2 separate regions of the Homo sapiens genome follow, and region 1 is linked to region 2. A link is an interaction called in ENCODE POLR2A ChIA-PET data of the cell type or tissue named here. Cell type or tissue: GM12878. All regions are shown on one strand. Each heading gives the region's core, and the rest is flanking DNA. Links, peaks and the distances in the headings are about the cores only. Region 1 overlaps PICALM (phosphatidylinositol binding clathrin assembly protein). Region 2 overlaps EED (embryonic ectoderm development).

Region 1 (9,605 bases), core at 1,082-9,081, 240 kb before region 2:
AATCGCTTGAACCCAGGAGGTGGAGGTTGCAGTGAGCCAAGATTGCGCCATTGCACTCCAGCCTAGGGGACAAGAGCAAGACTTCATCTCAAAAACAAACAAACAAAAAAAACTTAACTTTGTAACTACAACTACCAAATGCAAAGAACATAAAAGGCCAAGAGGGAAGGTCAACAAATTAAAACTTACTTGAAGAATTTACTAGAATCACAGCATAAACACCACCTTCTTCTGTTTTAGTACGTGACTGACCCTTAAAAAACGGAAAGGATCTTTCTCCTTGAAACATTTTTAAATTCAAAATTAATTTCAGTAGGCTTCATAAAACAGCAGACTAATAACAAAGCTATTGTTGATCATCCTGTTCTGTCCTATTGCATCTAATATAGAATAATATATCACCACAGTAACAAAGCCTAGAATCACTATGTTGCTAATTCCAAAGTAACTGCTTTGACATAATTGAGCAAATTATCCTAGGAAGAAATCTTTGGTGGAGATGGGTAGAGGCTGGAGAATGGGAGAACAAACAAAAAAACCCCTTAAGAACGCCTCTGTGGTAGCAAGATAATGCCTGCAAGTATTACCACACCTGCCTTCCGTGACAATTTCAGAAAATTATTTTTAAGCAGAGCTGCAAAATTAGATATCCTATTACCTACATTCATAGTTTTCACAATCAATGATAATAAATACACAAAATCCATTTCTGTCGGGGAACAAAAGCTTTTTTTTTTTTTTTGAGATAGAGTCTTGCTCTGTCGCCCAGCCTGGAGTGCAGTGGTGCGATCTCAGCTCACTGCAACCTCCGCCTCCTGGGCTCAAGTGATTCTCCTGCCTCAGCCTCCTAAGTAGCTGGGATTACAAGTGCCCGCCTCCATGACTGGCTAATTTTTGTATCTTTAGTATAGACGGGATTTTGCCATGTTGGCCAGTCTTGAACTCCTGACCTCAGGTGATCCACCCACCTCAGCTTCCCAAAATGCTGGGATTACAGGTCTGAGCCACGGTGCCCAGCCAACGAAAACATTTTGAACTATGGCTCCAGCTGTCTCACTGGAAAGAAACCTGCACTGATACTGGATATTCTCTACCACATTTAACAATAAACATTCTCAAATATATGGTTCATTCCAACCATAAAAATCTCTGGCACTACTGTATGTCACCTACTTAATTTTATAGAGAAGTAAACAATGTAAAAACAGGTAACTTTTCAATACTCGCTATTGAATTAAATTTACAGCATGTATTTTATTCACTACTTTATCATATTCATATCTTGCCACAGAATTCAATACAGCATAATAATGATTGAATACTAAATTGAAGACATTTATTTTATTTGGATAGTGAGTGATGACTTCAAAATCCATACTTACAGACAAAAAGGCAAGTTAGGAGACAGTCACTTAAAGACAGTTTACCTCTGCAACTTTGAGGAACTCTGAGATTCTTGTCATCCTAGTTAGGAACTTCTTATAGATGTCAAGACCTTCTTTGCATTGGTTCTTTTTCATATCAAAATATTTTTCTGACAAAATAAATGTAAAAATTCTTTTGTTCACATCAAAATATAACACCCAAAAAAGGAAAAAAAAAGTAGGTAATAGCTCCAAATAGGTCTCTAAAGGAGCATACATACCCTACTAGAAAAATATCAGTGTTAAGTTAGCTTAGGTATTTAAAGCAAATTAGAATAGAGGTGCTATTATACTAAAAAAAGAAACATTACTTGACCCTACTCATATTCCTAGTTTGTGCCATAGTACTTTTCCTCACAATTACCTAAGTACATATTTGTGTGTAAACACGTACCACACTTGACCCCATTTAAAACAGCACTAACATCTATTTCCAATCTTACTAATAGTATATTATCTAAGATAACAACTTTACCATGCCCAAATGTCACTCAGAAAGTTCATTTAAGTTTAATGTATACATAGAAAAGGTTAATTTATACTAATTATAGTATTGAAGACTATGCCTTCCAAAGCTTTATAGAAAAACCTTTATTTTTCACTTGTGAAAAAATAAGCCAAATTTCCCTATCCCTATAGATTAAAGCATCCCTGAGTAAGTCCACGTTACTTCAGACTATAAAAAACAGATTTAAATTTTTTAAAAGTTCATTATGGAGTTGATTATGAGAAAACAATATTCTTCTGGGACAAAATATTTGTTTTTTTCCCATCTTTTTTTATTGTGGTAAAATACCTGTAACATAAAACTTACTATCCTTTTTGTTTTTTTTTTTTTTTTGAAACTGAGTTTCGCTCTTGTTGCCCAGGCTGGAGTACAATGGCACGATCTAGGCTCACTGCAACCTCCGCCTCCTGGGTTCAAGCAATTCTCCTGCCTCAGCCTAAAACTTACTATCTTAACCCAGCTAAATTTTAAAGGCACTTTTATATTTCTAAAAATTAATAAAATGGGTGGAAAAAACATAGATACATCTAAAAAATAAAGTTCATCTTGCTGAACATCCTGGGTATAAAAATATGTAATCACTTGCAGAAGTAATTAGGTATAAAACTCTTTTCTCCAAATTAACTGTTACAATGAATGAATATATCATAATAAATTTTTAGCCAGCTTTAAGTAACAACTCAGTCAATATTGTTTATCCATATGACACAAGATAAGAAATGTTATTAGGCTACAGCAGTATTTACCCAACAAATTAATAATTCCTTCATTGTATGCTGCAAACAGTCTAATGGCATCTTTGAACAGGAGCATGAAGGCAGCATTTATTACCCCATTTGTAAGTTCATTGCTATTAACCTAGGGAAAAATTGGAAAATAAAATTAGCTAATCTTAGGTTTTAAATGACATTGACAAAAAGATTTCCTTCAAATTAAGATACAGTAAATTCATGCATTAGGCATGTTAGTGAAAAATACATTTATTTTCTCTAATACATACATAAAGATCACGGTGCAGTAGCTACCATATAAATGAACATTATTTATTATTATTAAATTTGCTGTAACCAGATAATTGTATTTATTTGACTAAAAGAATACTGGAAATATTTTTAGTTTTATCTCAAGGAATAAATCAAAAAGATAAACCAAATTAATTCTAAGTTCTTTTTTAGCACATGAAAATTAACTCGTTATATATAGAAAAACTAAGCACAAAATTGAATGGCAAACAAAAAACTGGTAAAAAAGTTATTTGCAGACTATCTAGTAGAGCTGATGTCCATTATATAGGGAGAATCCTAATAATAAATAAAGTAAATGAAAACAATTTACAAAATAAAAAATACATATGGATAATAACGTGAAAAGAAATACAACTTCACTTATCAGGTAAATTAAAATACAATAATCAAATCAAATTACTAAAATATCCTTTCCTGAACATCAGACTATATTACTCAGTGCCCATAAGAATGAAAAAAGAAAAGAACACGGTAGCTCATGCCTGTGGTCCCAGCACTTTGTGAGGCCGAGGCAGGAGGATTGCTTGAGCCTGGCAGTTTCAAATGAGACCAGCCTGGGCAACACAGCAAGACCTTGTCTCTACAAAAAACTAAAACCAAGAAAAGGCAGCTGAGCATGGTGGTGTACCCCTGTAGTCCCAGCTACTCAGGAGGCTGAGGTGGGAGGATTGCTTGAGCCCAGGAGTTGGAGGCTGCAATGAGCTATGATCATGCCACAGAACTCCAGCCAGGGTGACAGAGAAAAATGCTGTCTCAAAAAAACAAAAAAAAGATGAAAAAGCAAAAACAGACACCTGTTGAGAAGTTAGTGGCTCACCCTTTTGGAATATAAGCAATATTTATTAAAAATTTAAATGTTTATATTATTTGAACCACCACATTCTTTTTCTGGGTGTTAAACCTATTGAAATAGGTTTACAAATAGAAACACACACACACACAGAGGGAGAGACAGACAAGAGACAGAGAGAGGAGAGAGAATTGAGTGTAGCACTGTTTAGGATAAAAAAACAGAATAAACATCTATCAACAGGAGGATTAGATAAATTGTTATTATATAACAAAGTACAATACAGACATTGAAAAGAATAAGAAATTTTAAACAAATACAATATATTAAGAAAAATATGCATGGTTGGACCCTGAGATTCTATACAAACCAAAATAATGTTGAATAACTGCATCAGTACCCCATGCCTTCTAGAGCAGGGGTCAGCAAACTTTTTTTTGTAAAGGGTCAGATGGTAAATATTTTAGACTGTGGGCCACACAGTCTCTGTCATAACTTTTGAACTCTGCTGTTGTAACATAAAACAGCCATAGATAATATGTATCAGTGAGCTTGGCTGTGTTCCAATAATACTATTGAGGACACTGAAGTTGGAATTTCATGTAACTTCCACCTGTTACAAAATACCATTTAATTATTTTCAACCACTTAAAAAACATACAAAAACAGGCAGTAAGCTGTAGTTGGATAATCTCTGTTTTAGTCTATGAAATACCTGTAAGATTTATTGAATGTTTACTGAACACTTACTATGTGCCACATTAATAGGCAATGGGGGTACAACAGAGAACAAAAGTGACCTAGTTCCTGCCCTGAAGAAGCTTAAAAACTAGCAATTAAACAATTTAAAGGAAAAATCTATTTCAGCATGAAACTGTCACAGTTCCATTCACTAACTTGCACTCACAATCTCTAAAACAAAATGACAAATAAATAATAAACAAAACATTGTTAAGATAGATGACAAAAAAACAGAACAGAGTTGAAAACGTTAACTTCTAACACATTATAAATGAATGACAAAGCTGGCAGCTTGGTTCAAGTCATGGTCATTAAAACAAAAATTCCAGCGAACACAATGCCCTTGGGCAATAGCTACATAATAAGCTATTATAACTGCTATTTAAACTTCTTCTTCTGAATAATTGCCATGCTTTGAGTCCCATTAAATAGACAAAAGTAAAATATTAAGTTGGCTATTTATTTAAAAAATATCCCTGTACATTTTCAAGATCTAAAAGCCATTATCAAAAGAAAATATATTTTCAGATCAATCCTTTCACCACTTTAGCTTGTATATCTTAAAATTCTAGAGCTAGAGAAGCACTAAAGAAATAAATCCAAAACAGTCATAAAAATCAGAAAGTAATTTGACTTGAGACTATTTTATAAAAAATCCTTAGCCATATAGGATATCAGGATGTGAAAAACTAGAGTCTGTGAAAACTTGAGGTTAAAAATTCTCATGAATTATAATGACCTAATTTTTTAAAATCTTAAATTACAAAAGCATAACTCACATTAAAATCAAGAAGTGCATCCATCTGATTCTGAATAATTGGTACAGTTTTTAGGAGTTTTTCTGTGTTCATTGTTCTCATAACTCCATCAGCCCTGTTATGAAAAAACCAGAGAAATAAACAAATGAATCTGCAATTAAATCTACATTTCAAACTCCCCCCCTGGTTTTCTACTAAAACAGAGAACCAAGTTGCTATGAAATGTCACATATTTTTAAGTCATTATGGAACATGAAAACTGAAGCAGAGATCATACAGAAAAAACAAAAACAGGCAACACAATATGTCAAATATCAAGGTACTCATTTAGAACTAAAAAAGAACATAAAGCATGAGCCATAAAAGCAAAAGTATACATTATACAGCAAGGTCTATAGCTTGTATTTTCACAAGATGAAATGATCTGATCCTCACAATCATTGGTGTGTAAAGAGCAGTTTTACCATTTTTTAAAATTACAAATAAAATAATCATTTGCCTCAAGTCAAAAAACAGTTAAACACTCTGTAGGCCAAGAGTTAACAAAGTCTTAGAGCTCTGTTTTATTTAAAGTATTTTATTCATGACCCAACAGCAATGGCTTTTAATTCAGAAATTATAACTAAAACTACTTTATTACAAAATAAAGAACAATTTTACCAAATCATTCTAATCTGGCTATTACACAAGAGATACTTTCAATGGACAGCCTTTAATAAAATAGTCTGTTAAATATTTCCAAACAGATATTTCTAAAGATAGAGAAATTATTGGCAGCACCAAAACAGATTTAAAAACCAGTACATGAAAGGTACTGGGGCTAACGTACACAACTAATATTAAGAGCTTATTATATATCACACTAAGTATTATTCAGAGATTGCCCTATCATTTTCAAATCCTCATTCTACTGATTTACTGTTTGGTTGAGTAACAAGGCATTTCCAAAAAATATGTCAGGTTCCCCTAATTTACAAATGACCTATACTTATAAATGGCTGTTCTACCCTACGATAAACCATGAACTATGACCTCAGACGCCAAAAAACAATTAAGCTATAAAAAGCAACAACTGTGCTTTGTAGGACACAACAAAGTTTAATAACCAAATACTAGACTGCCTTAAGTAGTCACCTATTGATCAGCTTCGGCCTAATTCTCCCTAATGTGTTAACTTATGGATGCCTGTTTCCGCTCAAGTGCTAAACAGCATTGGCTGGAAGCAGCTGCTGGAGCTTGGGCTGAGGACACCATTCCTTCTTTTGCAACTCTTCTTACTGATGTCATTTTTTTACCTCTGGTTACTTCTCCATCACAGAAGATTTGAACATTGGCTCAGTCTTTCTTGTCATTAGCTTCAACATCTACATGGACAACCAATCCAACACCTTGATGTCAAAATCCCTGATTCTAACCTTACTGCCCCCAGAAACCACATCATCCTAGCCCCACCCCTGAAGAACAACAACAAAAAAAGGTAAAATTCAGACACCTTATTCTGTGACAATTACCTTTTAACCTTTCAGCTGCTTTGGTCACATATCCCTGTGGTAAAAACTATTTGACCTCATCAGAAACTTCAATGTTTCAACTCCACCACTACCCACATTGATCCTTTCTCATTTTTACTTTCTTCATCTAGCTTAGAATTCCACAGATCATTAATATAATCACTCCTTTACAAATACCTTTAACTTTCTTGCACCTCTTTTCTTCCCTGCATTTCAGTCATCTGGCAAATTCACTATCCTGGCTGAGCAAACACCTAACTAATCCATGCCTGTACACACATAGCTGAGTGCTGGTAAAGAAAACAGCACAACTGGGCAAACTGGCAAAACTATAAACTCATGATCATCAACCTCAAATGAATACTCAACATTGCCAGCAATCCTCTTAGCCGTCTCTAATAAAATCCTCTCCTAAGTATCTTCGAATCCTCTTCTCTTTCCTTGTCTCCTTACATGAAACACATAAGCTCTCAGCTCTTAACTCCCAAAATATTTCATTCTGGAACAGAAAATAACAAAAAGCAATTGTCTGGTCTTCTTGCCACCCAAACTATATTTCTATTTAAAAAGTGTTGGCTAAGGCTGGGCGCGTTGGCTCACGCTTGTAATCCCAGCACTTTGGGAGGCTGAGGGGCGAGTGGATCACGAGGTCAGGATTTCGAGACCAGCCTGGCCAATATGGTGAAACCCCATCTCTACTAAAAAATACAAAAAGTAGCCGGGCACAGTGGCATGCGCCTATAGTCCCAGATACTCGGGAGGCTGAGGTGGGAGAATCGCTTGAATCTGGAAGGCGGAGGTTGCAGGGAGCAGAGATCACGCCACTGCACTCCAGCCTGGGTGACAGAGTGAGACTCTGTCTCAAAAAAAAAAAAAAAAGTTAGCTTCTACCTCATGTTTTTCCTACCATGGTAGATTCCAAATGAATCCAAGATTAAAATATAAAACACCTAATCCATAAATATAACTGATGAAAACATAATCATTTTAGCTCACTGAGCTTGCTTGAAAGATAAAAAACATAAAAATGAAGATAATGATTTTGATCACCTAAGATTGTAAAGCTTTTAACAATGTTAAAAAACAAGGAAAAATACTCATAACCTATAACAATTTATTTTCCTAATATACAAAAAGTTCATTTGTTGAGTGTTTGTTATGTGTTAAGCACTACATACAATATCCCATTTAATTCTCACAACAATCCTGACAGGAAAGTACTAATTAACATCGTAATTTTACAGATGAAATAACTCAGAGCTTAAGTAAGGCCTTCCCAGTTTTGCCACAGCATACTAGTATGGTAGAAAGGGTTATAAGTGTGCCAAGATGTTGATCCTTTTTAACCCTTTAGCCTCAAGTAGTCTCTTGTATAAATAGTTAACAGTTTGTGTGCCACCATGTGAAAGAAGTTTAGCAAGCTGATAGATACGTAATAAAATATCCTTGTTTTTAGAAAATATTCACCAAAGTATTAAAAGATATAAACTATAAAAGGCATCAGGTATGTAACCCACTCTCAAATGGTTCAGAAAAAAATGTGTGTGTGCGCCTGTGTGAATATACACAGAAAGAGAAATGCAGATGTGGCAAAATGCTAAAAACTGGTGGTTCTGAGTAAAGTATACAGAAGTTCTCTAATATTCTTGCTACATTTCTGGAAGTGAAATTATTTTAAAGTAATATTATTTTTTAAAAGTCAGTAAACCAGCTAAAGTATCTCACTGAAGTCTCTCATCTAATTGGTGTGAAGCTAGAATTCAAACCTAGATTCATCTGACTAAAAAAGCTTGTGAGTTCTTACCACTATTAAACACAATGGAAAAGAGTGAAAAACCCAATAGAGAAGCTGTCAATGGACATCAAAAGACAATTAATAAAACAAGTATGGCATTCAAAAGGAAGGGGGAGTGTGCTCAATATCACCATTTATTCAATCAACTAATATAAAATGAACACATATGAACGCATTTTTCATGATGATGGAAGAATACAAATAACTATTTAAGCCAATAATTTAGTATAACTTTTATAAAGGATAATTTGGTGTTTTGTATTAAAATGTTAAATGTATATATATCTCAATGACTCATCAATTTTAATAATTTATTCTATAGAAAAACTCAATGCAACCATACATAAAAGGATGGTCAATCCACTGCTTTTATAAGATTAAAAAAAGGGAATAAATCAGATGTACACCTGCAACATAATTCTACAGCCATTCATAAGAATGAGATGGATTGAGGCCAGATGAGGTGGCTCATGCCTGTAATCTCAGCACTTTGGGAGGCCGAGACAGGTAGCTCACTTGAGGTCAGGAGCTCAAGATCAGCCTGGCCAACATGGCAAAACCCCATCTCTACTAAAAATACAAAAATTAGCTGGGCATTGTGGCGGGCACCTGTAGTCCCAACTACTTGGGAGGCTGAGACAGAAGAATCGCTTGAACCCGGGAGGTGGAGGTTGCAGTGAGCCAAGAGCACGCCACTGCACCCCAGCCTGGGTGATAGAGCCAGACTCTGACTTAAAAAAAAAAAAGAAAAAAATGAGATGGATCTATGTGTACAGACATTGAAAATGTCCAAAATACACAGGAGGGGAAGAAAAGCAGCCTTCAAAGAATCTGATCCAATTTTTATGTAATTTTCTATGTGCCTTTATATACATATTTCTATTTACTCGCACAGAAAAGGTTAGACACACTAAAATGTTAACATTTTCTATGAATTAGGATGGTATTTTTCTTAAATTTTATTACTTTTGTAAACATAAAAAAAAATCTTAATAAATCAAACTTTACTACTTACAATGAGAGTCCTCTCCAAAAGGTGTAGCCTACTGAGGT
Region 2 (9,605 bases), core at 508-8,507:
AATAACTTTGTGAACAAAAGTGCATAATTGTTCTTTGTACATCTCCTATAGCCTCCTGGTAACTGTGCAGTTACAGTTTATTTCTTCCCCTAGTCCCCAGTGTTCAGATATTCTCATTCTGACTAACAGAAAACAGTGATTTGAATGGAGTCTGCTATGCTTCACTTTACAAGGGAAAAATTTAGCCTTATAAAATTTAGTGAATGCCAGAGAAGCTATTAAGGCCATCTGTTAATTTCCTGTTTCAGAAAAATAAATTGTGTCCTTTTGTATCCACCAAAATTATCCAGTTTATTGTGATTCAGAATATGATTGGCTTATTAAGAAAAAGGCAAATATTATAAGTGTTTTCGTAGGTAAGCGGTTATTACCTAACTTGTGATTTCAGCCTTTGGTTGTGATAAAACTTTATCATACACAATATTTTAAAATGTGAAAACTAGACTAGTAGACATCTTTTAATTTTAGTGTCAAAAGTTAGCTTATGTATGATACACAAAATAATGTATTGCATTTTGGAAAAAAGAAGGGGATAGGTTAGTTTACTGTCATTTTCTGGTTTGTAAGATACATTAATCTTTTCTTATTTCATGATTATTTTATAGGAAGATCATAACCAACCATTGTTTGGAGTTCAGTTTAACTGGCACAGTAAAGAAGGAGATCCATTAGTGTTTGCAACTGTAGGAAGCAACAGAGTGAGTGTTAAGGGGTCTATTTAGTATTTGGCTTGATTTCCAGATCTGGTGTTAATGTAATATTGAAATAGAATAATTTCAAAGTGCATTTTGTGAAGCTGGTTTAGCAATATGATTCTTTCATGTAAGAGTGAAGGTTTCTAGAAATTAATTAAAACTAGTATGCATGGCTGAAAATACATCTATATTTAATATATTACCCCTAATTATTTATGAAACAGGTTTTATACTTGTATTTGTCTTCATAAATACTTGGTTGAAAGAATTGGCGTCCTTTTTTTTTTTTTTTAATTGGCGTTCTTTTTAAAGTGATTTTGGTATTTATCATTCAAATAGCGTAAGAACTGGCTGTGATTTTTTTAAAATTAAGGTAATGAATGGCTCTATAAATGAAGCATAAATCCAGTGGATTTAAATAAGTTATTGAGATGTTTTAATTACTTGCAGTAAACATTTGAGTTTGCTGGGTTTTTTTGTTTTGAGACAGGTAGTGTTTGGTGGTGATTGTTGTTGTTGTTGTTGTTGTTTGTTTTTGAGAGAGAGAGAGTCTTACTCCTTCCTCCAGGATGGAGTGCAGTGGTTAATCAAGGCTTACTGCAGCCTCAACTTCTGGGGCTCAGGTGATCCTCCCATGTCAGCCTTCTGAGTAGCTACAGGCATGCACTACCATCCCTGGCTAATTTTTTTTGTAGGGATAGGTTTTCACCGTGTTGCCCATGCTGGTCTTGAACTCTTGGGCTCAAGCAATCTACCTGCCTTGGCCTCCCAAAGAGCTGGGGTTGCAGTCATGAGCCACCATGTCCAGCCTTTTAAGGAAATTTTATAATGACATGTAAGGCTCTAGGCCTTTTACTATTTGACAAGGTCAATTCATTGAAACTCTAAATATTTTTAAGTTACCACTGAAGTTGATAACATGAAATAATAGCTTTTTTTCTTCTGTTTTTGGTGTTTAGTCAAATGTAGGTTTTAAGATAATGTAGTCTGCTTATAGTTGTTTAGTTCCTAGATTCTTTGAAAACAACAATTCAGAGGAAAAATTTTGCGGTTTTAAGAAAAGGTTGAGGTTATTTTTTTCCTAGTTGGGAATGTAGTGCATTAATTAAATTTGAGTCCACTTTTAAGACACCACTGTAAACCTAAGTTAATATTTAGCTTTGATAGTATTATAATTGGTATAGTTTGTGCTCCAGTGTGCTGATTGCAGTGTTTTAGGTTTTCTAACAAAAAGAATCCCTATTTTTATTTAAAGTGACATAAAGGGGTGTCATATAGTTTATTGAATTATAAAAAGTTCTGCTGTTAGAATTTCTTTAAAAGGAAGAAAGAAAACAAAAACAATTACCACATAAGACATAACCTAGTTAGCAGCCATATAAAGAATTTTTTTTGAACATTAACATAGAGGAGATAATGAATTAATAGGTTGTGATGATACACAGGATCTTCAGAGGTCTTCAGTACTATTATAAAATAATAATAGGTTTTTGCTAATGTGACTGACTATAAGCTATAAGAAAAATGGGGCCGGGCACAGTGGCTCACGCCTGTAATCCCAGCATTTTGGGAGGCTGAGGCAGGTGGATCACCTGAACTCAGGAGTTCGAGACCAGCCTGACCAACGTGGTGAAACCCTGTCTCTACTAAAAACACAAAAATTAGCTGGGCATGATAGCGAGTGCCTGTAATCTCAGCTACACGGGAGGCTGAGGCAGGAGGATCACTGGAATCCGGGAGGCAGAGGTTGCAGTGAGCCAAGATCATGCCATTGCACTCCAGTCTGGACGACAAGAGTGAAACTCTGTCTCAAAAAAAAAAAAAAAAAAAAAAAAAAAGAAAATGGAAAGAAATTTATAAAAGTTTAGTATTACAAAATTGTGTATGGTGTATGTATAGTTTTAATTTTAGAGTATGCAACAAATGAAAAAGGCTATCATACATGTGAAAGTTAATGTTTGATTATCTGTACCCATGAGAAAATAATTCATTAAGCAAATTGTAGACTTTTAAATATGTAACTAATATGTAAATACTCCAAAACTATCCAAAGACTTATTTTTATTTGAATTTTTATTTTTTATGGTTTTTTTTTTTTTTTGAGACTGAGTCTCTCTCTGTTGCCCAGGCTGGAGTGCAGTGGTGCAATCTTGGCTCACTGCAACTTCTGCCTCCTGGGTTCTAGCGATTCTCCTGTCTCAGCCTCCTGAGTAGCTGGGACTACAGGCACATGCCACCACACCCACCTAATTTTTGTATTTTTAGTAGAGACGGGGTTCCACCGTGTTAGCCAGGATGGTCTTGATCTCCTGACCTCGTGATCCACCCGCCTCGGCCTCCCAAAGTGCTGGGATTAAAGACATGAGCCACTGTGTCCGGACTTATTTTATTTTATTTTTTTTTGAGACAGAGTTTCGCTTTTGTTGCCAGGCTGGAGTGCAATGGTGCAATCTCGGCTCACTGCAACCTCCGCCTCCCGGGTTCAAGTGATTCACCAGCCTCAGCCTCCTGAGTAGCTGGGATTACGGGCATGTGCCACCACGCTCAGCTAATTTTTGTATTTTTGGTAGAGACAGGGTTTCACCATATTGGCCAGGATGGTCTTGATCTCTTGACCTCATGATCCGCATGCCTTGGCCTCCCAAAATGCTGGGATTACAGGCGTGAGCCACCGTGCCCGGCCTAATATTTATTTTTTAATAGAGATGGGGTTTTGCTATGTTGCCTAGGCAATTGAATGGATGAAATATAAGTTTAAAAGATTGGAAATCGAAACGACTATTACTGCAATATTTAATATGCTCTGTGTATTATGTAAAACATTCAGCTTTATAATGGCTTCTTTAAGCTCACAGGAGGTATTTTAAGGCAGTAGTTTCTGTAGTATATTTAAGATAGGATTGCGATTAAAATATGTTTAAAAGTTGGAGAGAGTATGTTTTCTATACTTGAGATGAAATTTACTGTATTTTTATTTTCATTAGGTTACCTTGTATGAATGTCATTCACAAGGAGAAATCCGGTTGTTGCAATCTTACGTGGATGCTGATGTATCCTTTCCTGGGTTTTTAATATCTTTAGTCAAAGGAATTTATTTTCAATAAGTGCACCAAAACTTTTATAAATTAATCATTTCCCTAAAGTTATTGTTCTTTCTTAACCGATTTCTTCACTATCACCCAAGAGAATCCTGTATCTAGTTTTCCTGACCCTTAGAAATCCATTGTGGTATGTGTCAACTCAGCTAGGCAAAAAGAAAAAGAAAAGAATCCATTGTGGGATGGATGTGCTGGTTGGGTGCAGATGTCTATAGAGATAGGAGCATTAGAAATCTAGTAATAGAAAATATTAGCAAAGACTGATTAAAACCTCCTTTTTCTTTGACCTTGCCTAGAATATATCATTTCATTGTAGTTATAATGATGAACTTGGCTTGTGACTGGTAGTCATTCTAAGTATTTGATCAACGAAGCCTAGGAAGAAAAAAAAAGTTTAGGAAAAATAAAATATATAAAAATAAAATAAAATAGGAAATAAAAATTGCAAAACAGGTTCATAAAGAAACAGAAAAATTTGAAAAGCCCGAGTTAGAGCGGTAAAAGCTAAGTAATAAGATATTTCTTCCAGATCCATTTGAAAAACCTAGCAAACAAGACAAGGCAAGGACATTCAGTCTTCTCTAAAAGATATTGAAATGTGACCTGTTGTTGTATTGAGACTGTCTCACAAAGAAAAAAGTGGAAAACTGAATTGTTCTTTTTTAGATATTTATAGAGGTATGGGGATAGAGCAGAGGTTAAACTACAGCGTGCAGGTTGGTCACCTGTTTTTGTAAAGTTTTGTTTTGAACACAACCATGCCCATTCATTTGTATATTTTCTGCAGTTATTTTGGTACTGCAACTACAGAGTTGAGTAGTTGTACAAGCAGCTAAAGAGTAAACAAAATTGAGTGGAGAGACTGTAATTTTGTTTGATCATTTGTTATGGATTTTAGACCTCAAATCACCATTGTATATATTTGGTTGTATAAGGAAAATTGAGAACTTTGGTGTCAAAAACTTTAGCAGTTCTTTATAAGTTTCTATTATAATTATTGACATGTTTCTTTTTCAAAAACATTATGTTTCTTAACTGTGGAATTTCTTAGGCTGATGAAAACTTTTACACTTGTGCATGGACCTATGATAGCAATACGAGCCATCCTCTGCTGGCTGTAGCTGGATCTAGAGGCATAATTAGGATAATAAATCCTATAACAATGCAGTGTATAAAGGTGGGTTTTTCTGGTTAAATTGTAGATCTGCTTCTTTTGAATCCACAACTGTAAAAACTTGTAATGTTAAATTTAAAACTAATGGTATGAATGTAACATTTCTCATTTGATTTGTACTTTTCTTACTGCTCTCTTTGGATGAGTCTTTTGAGACGTTTGTCACATTTGGGTAATGTAAATTAAGGAATAAGTGGGAAAATGTTAATATTTGTAGTGCTTTCTTTTTAAATCATTTCCCTCTTTCACCCTTGTCATGGTTTACTTTGAGAGGCTCTAAATGAACAATAAGAGGGAGTCCATTTTCCAAGACACCTAAACTGGAGGGGTGTTATCAAAGGGACCTTGTAACGAACATAAAGGTGAAGCCTAGGAAGTTGATAAGAAGACGGGTTTTTCAAATCACTTTCATCACCTGTTTTTAACTGTTGGGCTACATCACACTCTCCTGAGGATGCTTAAAACCCTACGCATATTGGAGCCTCCGCTAATCCGATCAGAATATCTGCAGGTGGAGTTTTGAGCATCTTTTTTTTTTTTTGTTCTGAGACAGATTCTGACTCCTTTGCCCGGGCTGGAATGTAGTAGCATGATTATAGCTCACTGCAGCCCGTCTCCTGGGCTCAAGCGATCCTCCTGCCTCAGCCTCTCAAGTAGCTGGGGCCAATTTTTAATTTGTGTGTGTGTGTGTGTGTGTGTGTGTGTGTGTATGAAGATAGGGTCTTGCTGCATTGCTCTGACTGGTCTTGAACTCCTGACCTCAAGCGATTCTGCCTTAGCTTTCCAAAGTGCTTGGATTAAAAACATGAGCCACCCACTGTGCCTGGGGTCTTTTTTTTTTTTTTTTTTCCTTTTCACCTCAAGTTTGTTGGGTGATTTTAGTATGCAGCCAAGGTTGAGAACCACTACTTTAAGTGAAACTATTTTTACATTCTCTAAAGATTTATGAAAAAAAATTTACTGATTTTGAGATAGGAAACTTGAAATGTTTTAAATTTATTGTAGCACTATGTTGGCCATGGAAATGCTATCAATGAGCTGAAATTCCATCCAAGAGATCCAAATCTTCTCCTGTCAGTAAGTAAAGGTAAGTGAAGCAAATGTTTCTTGAGTCTGTGCAATTTGTCAGAATTAAGATGGAGTCACTAATGTCAAGAAAACCCTGACAAATAGGAAAAACCATGAGAAGAGAGTCCACATGCTTGTATGTCTGATAATAAAAACTCACAAAAAAACACAACCACAACCTTGCACAAAGGCCATCACAGCCTTACACAGAAAATACTGGCAGTAAGTGCCTCTCCATCCTGAGACTGGCATCACCCTTGTTACTGATTTTGTGGCCAATCTTATTTCAAAACAATTATGTAATCCTTCTCATTTTTTTCTTTAAAAACCTCTGTCTTTCCTTTACGTCTCGGAGAACACACATAGTTTACTTTGGCATGTACATTCTCATTGCAGTGCATTATTTCCATATAAACATCTTTTATTTTAGAGAGCCTCTCTGTTACTTAGGTTGACAGGTCCTGTTTTATTTTAAGTCTAGTATCTGTTAGTTATTTTTCCTGATCTTCTTACTCCTCCCACCCTCTACCCTCCAGTAGGCCCCAGTGTATGGACAGATAGTGTTCTAAGGAAATAAAGCCAAATTAAAAAAAAGGTTATAACAGTACATTTTAGTAGGAAAATCCCAGGCTATGTTAGCATATCCAAATCATTTTGTCCAATCATGTAATAATAAATACTACATATGAAAATTCATATTGCTTTTTTATTTTTTAAAAAAGCTTTTGTTTTATAAAGGATTTCCTATAGAATTTCTTAAAAATGCTACGTTTTTCAGGATAAGTTATTTGAAATATTCCCATAAAGGGAAAGCATTGCATTTTGGAAATCACTACCTCTAGGAAGAGTTGATTACTTTTTCTTGTCTCTTGATAACACTAATTGGGGCTCAGATATTTCTGAACAACTGTATAGACCGTAATGCCTCACTTGTTCTAAATATTACAACTTTTTTTTTCTCTTTTCTTTGTTTTTTGGTTTTTTTTTTTTTTTTTGAGACAAAGTTTCGCTCTTGTTGCGGAGGCTGGAGCGCAATGGTGCAATCTCGGCTGACTGCAACCTCTGCCTCCCGGGTTTAAGAGATTCTCCTGCCTCAGCCTCTCGAGTAGCTGGGATTACAGGCATGTACCACCATGCCCGGCTAATTTTTGTATTTTTAGTAGAGATACGGTTTCTCCACATGGGTCAGGCTGGTCTTGAACTCCTGACCTCAGTTGATCCGCCTGTCTCAGCCTCCTAAAGTGCTGAGATTACAGGTGTGAGCCACTGCGTCCTGCCTCTATTTATTTATTTATTTATTTATTTTTGAGACAGAGTCTTGCTTTGGCGCCCAGGCTGGAGTGCAATGGCTCTATCTCGGCTCACTGCAACCTCTGCCTCCTGGGTTCAGGTGATTCTCCTGCCTGACCCTCCCGAGTAGCTGGGATTACAGGCGCCCTCCACCATGCCTGGCTAATTTTTTTTATTTTTAGTAGAGATGAGGTTTCTCCATGTTGGCCAGGCTGGTCTCAAACTCCTGACCTCAGGTGGTCCACCCGCATCGGCCTCCCAAAGTGCTGGGATTATAGGCGTGAGCCACTGCGCACAGCCCAACATCACAACTTTTAACCCTGGTCTTCCTCTATTGTGTCAGTAAGAGCATTTTTAAAAATCAGAAGTTTGAGCATGAATAAGAATTTTGCTCCAAGTGATACTATCAAGAAAGTAAAAAAGCCTACTCAAAAGGAGAAAAAATATTTATAAATCATTCTGATAAAGGACTTTGATTTTTATTTTTTGTTTTTGGAGACAGGGTCTTGCCCAGTCACCCAGGTTGAGTGCAGTGGTGTGATCATGGCTCACTGTAGCCTCAACCTACCAAGTAGTTAGGACTACAGGCACGTGCCGCCATACCTGGCTAATTTTGTAAAAAATGTTTTTGTAGAGATGAGGTCTCCCTGTGTTACCTAGACTGGTCCTCAAACTCCTGGCCTCAAGCAGTCCTCCTACCTTGGCCTCCTAAACTGCTGGGATTACAGGCATGAGCCATGATTCCCAGCTAATAAGGGACGTGTATCAAGAATTTTTATAGCTCAACAATAAAAAGACAGCCCAATTTAAAAATGGCCAAAAGTTCTGAATGACATTTCTTCACAGAGCATACACAGATGGCCACTGAGCACATGAAAAGATGTTTAACATATTAATCATTAAGGAAATACAAATCAAAACCATAATGAAATACCACTTCACACCTACTTAGGGTGGCTGTAATAAAAACGTTAGATACTAACAAGTATTGACTGGCACAAGAAGAAATCAGAGCCCTCTCAGACACTGCTGGTGGGAATGTAAAATGTAACTACTTTGAAAAACAATCTGGCAGTTCCTCAAAATGTTACAGAGTCACTAATCCTAGATGTTTACATATGTATGTATATCCTAGGGTTGTGTGGGTGGGGGTGTACATATGTATCCCCAACAGAAATAACATGTCCATACAAAAGCTTGTACAAAATTGAAATCAAGGAATCATTTTTACAGCACTGTTAATTTTCACATGTATTACTACCTCTGGGGTGTTTATGTGATGCATTTATATTCACAGACAGAATGAACATTGTTATATTTCAAGCTTACATGACGTGTCTTTGCTTTACATTCTTTCTTTTTTTTAAATACTGTTTTAGAGACAGGATCTCACTCTGTCAACCAGGCTATAGTAGAGTGATGTGATCACAGCTCACTGTAGCTTGAGCTCCTGGCCTCAAGCAATGTTCCCACCTCATCCTTCTGAGTAGCTGGGACTACATGTGCACACCACCATGCCTGGCTAATTTTTAAAAATTTTTTGTAGAGATACGGTTTCATTATGTTGTCCAACCTGGTCTCAAACTCCTGGCCTCAAAAGATCCTCACACCTTGGCCTCCCAAAGTGCTGGGATTACAGGTGTGAGCTACTGCTGTACATTCTTTATTAATGTTTAATATAACATTGCTCAAATTATAGCTGCATAATTTTTGAAGAGGGACTGTCATTCTATAAAATTGTGCATGATATATGTAGTTATGTTTTCAGCTTACTGTAAAAATCATAAATCTCAGTCCCCTTTCAATTTTTTAATGTGAGTATGGTGAAGGGAAAAGCTAGTATCTTGTTCTGTGGGATAAAATTGCTTATGTCAAATCTGTATTTTATTTCAAAAGTATATTTCCATCAAATTAGGTTATTTAAAGAAAGTTATTTGAGATAAATATGCTTAAAATATTTTTCAGACCACATGAATATTTCTGAACTTACTGTCTTAGTCCACTTTAACCTGGCATTAGAAAGTAAGAACAAGAAATTGAACTTGAAGCCTTTTTTTTTTTTAATATATAATTGGAATTAATTCATTCATAAGAGTGGTACTCTCATGACCTAACGCTTCTCATTAGGTCTCATCTCCCAACACTGCTGCATTGGGATTAAGTTTCCCAACCTGCTTTTTCGGGGGTTCATTTAAGCTGTAGCATTCTGCCTCTAGCCCCCAAAATTCAAATCCTCAATCAGATATGGGTGAGACTCAAGGCAGGATTCCTGCTGAGGTA

What was found. ChIA-PET counts read pairs that join two places held together with the same protein. Peaks named below come from ENCODE experiments on the same cell type or tissue, not always from the same donor. Only the 100,000 strongest peaks of a DNase experiment are listed, where the experiment ranks them.
Region 1: POLR2A ChIA-PET joins it to region 2 with 10 read pairs; 11 of 35 experiments call an interaction of 5 or more read pairs at or near these places.

What each region holds. Positions count from the first base shown.
Region 1 is chr11:86,009,603-86,019,207 of GRCh38, forward strand. It overlaps PICALM (phosphatidylinositol binding clathrin assembly protein), which reads right to left. Exons shown (of 20, transcript NM_007166.4): 5 at 5,268-5,361; 6 at 2,679-2,790; 7 at 1,428-1,534. Among named protein-coding and RNA genes, the nearest start is that of PICALM, 55 kb to the right of the region's middle. In GM12878, for the core only: no CTCF peak of the experiment used is centred there; no DNase peak of the experiment used is centred there; H3K27ac peaks cover 280 bases.
Region 2 is chr11:86,251,543-86,261,147 of GRCh38, forward strand. It overlaps EED (embryonic ectoderm development), which reads left to right. Exons shown (of 12, transcript NM_003797.5): 3 at 606-698; 4 at 3,680-3,745; 5 at 4,845-4,970; 6 at 5,973-6,054. Among named protein-coding and RNA genes, the nearest start is that of EED, 12 kb to the left of the region's middle. RefSeq lists an enhancer at 4,624-4,673. In GM12878, for the core only: no CTCF peak of the experiment used is centred there; a DNase peak (open chromatin) is centred at 4,545; H3K4me3 peaks cover 2,077 bases; H3K27ac peaks cover 2,300 bases.